Linked DNA regions of Homo sapiens: region 1 is linked to region 2. A link is a contact called in ENCODE Hi-C or POLR2A ChIA-PET data. All regions are on one chromosome and are shown on one strand. Each heading gives the region's core, a stretch centred on a gene start or an enhancer-like site at or near the end of the contact. The rest is flanking DNA. Distances are from core to core; before and after follow the strand shown. Region 1 holds the start of IGFBP-AS1 (IGFBP5 antisense RNA 1). Region 2 holds the start of LINC01280 (long intergenic non-protein coding RNA 1280).

Region 1 (2,700 bases), core at 105-2,604, 88 kb after region 2:
GGAGAGAATCAATAGCCAGTTTGACGTCTTAGAACCCAGACTTTTATGTAGTTTATTTAACTTTTTTTTTTTTTAACTAAAGATCAGGTAACTCTTTCCAAAAAGAAACTCAGTCTAAGGGGGTAGAACTGTTCTGATTGAACAAGTAGCTGTGTCAATCATTTCAACCCTAGACTCCTGGCGCCGAGAATTTGGGGGCGGCGCAACCCGGGGGCGGGGCAAGCGGAGGCGAGGCTCCCAGTGCGTGGCTTTTCTGTCTCCGCCCCCTGAATTTTGCATTCTGCGTTTCCAGGGCCCCTCATGCACTTAATCCACACCCACTTGTGATCTGGTTTAAGAGATTGGGGAGGGCGGGGTGGGGGGATTGCGGAGGGAGGAATTGCGGGGCGGGGGTGGAGGTGGTGGTGGTGCCAGGAATCTGCATAGGCGAGGAAGTTGAAAGCTCTGAATCTCACATCCCCTTTTGCCTCCCAGCCCTATGTCCACCTTTCATCCTAGGTAAAATCTGAATTGGAGAGGGGGAAAAGGAATTAGATTCAGAAACGAACACCAGGCACAGAATACCAAACCCTTCCTTTCTACTCTTCCCCACCCCCACCCCGCACCCCCGCACTCCTAAAGTATTTTTTTCCCTTCCTGGGATAAAATAAAAGTCATTTTGCAGTTAAATATGTTTTACCATCTACCACAGGCAATCATCTTCAATAAAAAGCAATGGTTATGCACATGGGAGGGGCTTCAGGGCTCCCACCCGAAAGGCATTAGCTACCAAGGATGTGGGGTGTTTGTGGTGTGTGTGTAGGGGTGGAGGGATAGAAACGTCTGGAGGCACGGGGGTGGAGGGGCCAAGAGGGACAAAGGTGGAATTAGCTCAGAAGATAGGTAATGCCTCTCTCTCCAGGCCGCAATTAAAATAATATTTTAACAAAAGAGATTTTTTTTCCAAGTTCAGAAAAAAACCTATGCGGGGCGCGAGGGGGGTGGAGGAGGGAGTTGATAATGTAACATACACTCTTTCAGACTGTAGATAGGGTACCAGGGGATTTGGACCTTGTGACCGAATAAGAGCTCAGAATCAGTATTCGGACAGAGTAGGGGGAGGGGGCGGGCAACGTGTGGGTAGGAGGAAGGAGAAAGAGCGAAAGCTGGGATAGACTCGGCTAGACAGTTCCCCCGGGTAGCAGGATCCTCCAGGGCTCCAATTCCGGGGTGCAAGGACCCTCCCCGACTACTCCCGAGCTGCACCCCAGCTCGAAGCCACTTGCTGCGCAAAGCGCGCGGGCCCAGCCGGTCTCGTGTCCCCCGCCCGTGCGCCGCGTAACTGACTGGCACACTGAGCGCGCTCACCGATCTTGACTTGCTCGCGGTAGCTCTTTTCGTTGAGGCAAACCCCGCGGCCGTGCAGCAGGGCGTGCAGCGGCTTCTCCTCGTCCTGCCGGGGGAGGCAGCGCAGCCCCTGGGCGCAGCGCTCGGTGTAGACGCCGCACGACTGCCCCTCGGCCAGGGCGCAGGTCATGCAGCAGCCGCAGCCCGGCTCCTTGACCAGCTCGCAGCCCAGGGGGCTGGGGGGGCACATGGAGAGGGCTTTCTCGTCGCAGGGCTCGCAGTGCACGAAGGAGCCCAGGCTCTGGGCCGGCCCCGCATAGGCGGCCAGCAGCAGGAGGACCGCGGTGAGCAACACCATCTTCTCTTAGTCGCCCCCTTTACCTCGGGGTGGGGCAGGAGAGCGAGAGTGCAGGGATAAAGGGGCCAAGAGGGCCCCCGGAGATTTTTTTGTTTTTGTTTTTGTTTTAAAATTTCTGGCAGGTAGAGCAGGTGCCCTCCCCCAGACACTTGCAAAAATGTAGAGAGAGGTGGAGGGCTGGGGTGCCTGCGAGCAGGTCCCAGTTGCAAGAATTAAAGCCTTGCAACAGGTTGGGGGAAGCAGGGCAGCGCCAGGTGCACGCAGTGAGCGGAGGCCGGAGAAACCCTCAAGCCTGAGCGGGTCAGAATTATAGGGGAAAAAAAGCCACAAAATTGTTCACCCCCAAGCAACCACCGAAATAATGAGATCGGATGCAGTGGAGATGGCGTTGGGGGTGGGAGAGAAAAATGGATTTATCTTTAAAATTTTTGCTTAAAATCTAAAATACACCCCGCTTTCTAACCCTCAGCTGCCAGCGGTGCGCGGCGCCGCAGAACAGGTAAGAGGCGTTGGCTGCAGCCGAGAGGGTGGGAGAAAATGTTGAAATCAAGAAATTAAAAAACAAAAACAAAAACAAAAAAACCCCAAACCCTAACACCTCTTTTCTCCCACTTTGCCACCTCCTCTTCGAAATTCGCAGGTTCTACGCGAAGTCCGGAGAAGGGTGAAAACGGAGGAGGGGTAATGAAAAGGAGCAAAAAAGGGAAAAAGCCCACACTGCTTTGCAGCTCTTTCCTAGCTCTTTTCCCCTGCAGAAGTTTCCAAAGAGACTACGGGGCTCCGGGAGAGCAGGCGCTTTTAAATAGCCGGCCCCTGGCTGCCAGCCAGTTTGTAGCTGCAATTTGAGCTTCCCAACACCCAACTCAGGCAAGGATGCCAAGGAGCTTTGCAGTACAAACTCACACGGGGTGGGGGTGGGGAGAGGCCTTCTAGACACAAGGGGGCTCCCCTTCGCTCCCTGAACAGCGCCCTCCTCCCCTCTGAACAGCGCCCTCCTCCCCCCGGAATGTAAGAAA
Region 2 (2,700 bases), core at 154-2,653:
CAGGTCAAGCCTTCCTGGGTCATCTAAAATGACTGCATGCTTGCTCTTCAGTCCTTTCCTTGCACCTGCATTTCTGAGGTGCCTTTGCCCTCTGGCTTCCAGGTAGCTGTGGCTGATTGGAGGAACTGGTAAATCACTGGAGGGCCACCAGAAGGAGGGGAGAAGCCGGCCATTCCTCCTTCTCCAGTCCCTCTACTTCCTGCCTTCTTGGGCAGCAGTTGACTCCTGTGTGGCCGCAGCTCCCTTGGGGGCAGCCCCCACCATCATTCTAGTACCTGCTAGATGTACAGTACTAAATTTTTAAAATAAAATACAGGCCACCAGTTAAATGTGAATTGCAGATAAACTGGATACTTTTTTTTTGGAGATGGAGTCTCACTCTGTCGCCCAGGCTGGAGTGCAGTAGAGCGATCTCGGCTCACTGCAACCTCTGCTTCCCAGATTCAAGCGATTCTCCTGTCTCAGCCTCCCTAGTAGCTGGGACAACAGGCGTGTGCCATCACACCTGGCTAATTTTTTGTATTTTTAGTAGAGACAGGGTTTCACAATGTTGGCCAGGCTAGTCTCGAACTCCTAACCTCAGGAGATCCACCCGCCTCTGCCTCCCAAAGTGCTGGGATTACAGGCGTGAGTCACCGTGCCTGGTCCAACTGGATACATTTTTATATTACATTTTTGATTATGATAAAGTACACATAACATAAATCTTACCATTTTAACCTTTTTAAAGTATACAATTCTGTGGCATTTAATGCACTCTATACTGACTTAAAATACTAGCAATTATTTGTTATTTATTTGAAATTCAGATTTAACTAGTGTTAAATACAATAACTGTTATTGTTAATACAATTGTAGTAGGGAATTGTATTGTATTGTAATAGGGTGACCGTTGCTCCTGGGCTCTGAAAAAGCACCTCTTGTTGTCACCCCTCCAGTCCAAGGAGGTTTTTCTAGCACCTCTGTAACCAATTACCTTCATTAAAGTCTCTGAATAAGACTTAGCGAACTCCCTCCCTCCTGCTTCCCTGGCTGGACCTTGACTGTACAAACAATGAGAAGTACCCACCCTCCAATCACCAAGAGTCCAGATATCACAATAAGGTCCCGGAGTGAGCTCCCATGTGCTTCCCTCCCGCCCAGCCTGCTCCATCATCAACCCCCTTCCTCATCAGCTCTCAATCCTCCCCAACTCCAGAAAGCAGGCCAGGTGTCTCTGTAATTCTCAGGTGCACCCCCACCCCCTGCCTGGGGTGATTGGTTCCATGTGTCTGTCTGCGGGGCCACCCGGCCCCCTCCTGGCCCCCCTTACCCGCCTTCCGCCCACCTGCCTTCCTTCCTCACAGCTTCGCTCTCGCCTCGCTGAGCCCTTCCTGTCGCACGTCTGACACGTCCCCTGCGTCTGCGGGCTCTCCTGCTCCCTCCCTGCCCTCTTTCAGACAAGACAAAGAAAAGAAAAGGGTGGCTCTTGTTGCATTCACTACTTTTATTAATGAATGCAAGAACAAAATCAGCTGGCCCTGCAGACGTCCTGCTGAACTGGGGTGCTGTAAAAGGAGATGGAATCCTAGCATTTTGGTTTTGAAAGGGACTTGAGGGGCGAATTAATCTCATTCCTGTACAATACGGGGTGCCTCTCCCAAAATCACGAAAACCAGAAACGCGGCAGGAGAGTCATGAACCCATGGAGGTGAACAGTTCAGCTGCTGGAATATAGACAAGTGGTTCCCAAAAGTACTTTACATCCTGAGAGCCTGAGTGTGTAGTGAGATGGATTGGCACAGCGCTACGCCAGGTGCGTGTGGCCTGTGCTGCTGGGGCAGTGTGTGTTGCTGCACCACAACGTGATAGCGATAGAGACGGAGAACACTCAGAAACTTCGGGAACTATTTGACATCTCTGCACCTTCCAACGCCTAATCGTTTTGCTAGTCATTCACTTTATGATTGTATTAAGTGTCAGTCTGTGATGAACTAAGGTGCAAAAACGGGTGCTTTGCCAGAGGTGATTTGAAAAGCACTCTTTCGGAGCCACACTCAGGAGTTGGGTCCAGTTTTGGAAAGAGGATAAATGTCTGGAGGCAAGTGACTTAACCTCTATGGATCTGAGTTTCTCCTCTGTAATATGGGGACAATCTTGACTCCTACCTCATGGGACTGTTGCAAGAATTCTACAAGTACATGACATAAGCACCGTGGGGCACCAGGCACACAGTGGGGAGGGTGTGTGATTATTTGTAGACGCTTCTTGACTTGAGTTGACCAAACCACCAAGATCATTGTCCACTGACTCTCTTTCTGGGAATCTCTGAGGACGTAGCTTCTATTCCCACTCTTTGATGGCTGTTATAATAATTACTGATCTTAAAGTTCGCTTCTTTCCATGGTGACATTTCCATCCCATCCTCTGTCTTGACTCACGGGACCTACAAGATGAAACCTGGGATCTCTGCATTGGACCCGAGCACTGGGTCCACCCTGAGGCCCCCTTGGAGCTGATGAGGGAAGCCAAGGGCAGTTATGGGGGTCTGAAGAGAAGGTGTTAAGCCATGAGAGGGAAAGGCCACAAAACCAGAATCACAAAATAGGCACTAAAATCGGGACTCCACAAGGGCAGCAGAAGGCAGACCATTAGAAAGAAATGTGGGACAGTGGGGCGTCATTGTGTTACTGTAAAGGAGTCCCAATCCAGACCTCAACA

What was found. A loop is a pair of places that touch in the nucleus more often than their neighbours do. ChIA-PET counts read pairs that join two places held with the same protein, here RNA polymerase II (POLR2A). Pooled maps may share reads with other maps.
Region 1: a pooled map shows a loop between it and region 2 (3-fold over the local background). The contact joins the promoter of IGFBP-AS1 here to the promoter of LINC01280 in region 2. A Hi-C loop is called at or near these places in 3 of 50 pooled maps. POLR2A ChIA-PET finds 5 or more read pairs at or near these places in 4 of 52 experiments (GM12878, HEK293T and WTC11).

Annotation. Positions count from the first base shown.
Region 1 is chr2:216,693,092-216,695,791 of GRCh38, forward strand. IGFBP-AS1 (IGFBP5 antisense RNA 1) reads left to right here and starts at 1,355. Exons shown (of 6, transcript NR_187138.1): 1 at 1,355-1,670. IGFBP5 (insulin like growth factor binding protein 5) reads right to left here and starts at 2,458. Exons shown (of 4, transcript NM_000599.4): 1 at 1,348-2,458. The coding sequence starts at 1,684.
Region 2 is chr2:216,605,535-216,608,234 of GRCh38, forward strand. It overlaps LINC01280 (long intergenic non-protein coding RNA 1280), which reads right to left and starts at 1,404. Exons shown (of 4, transcript NR_110392.1): 1 at 1,328-1,404.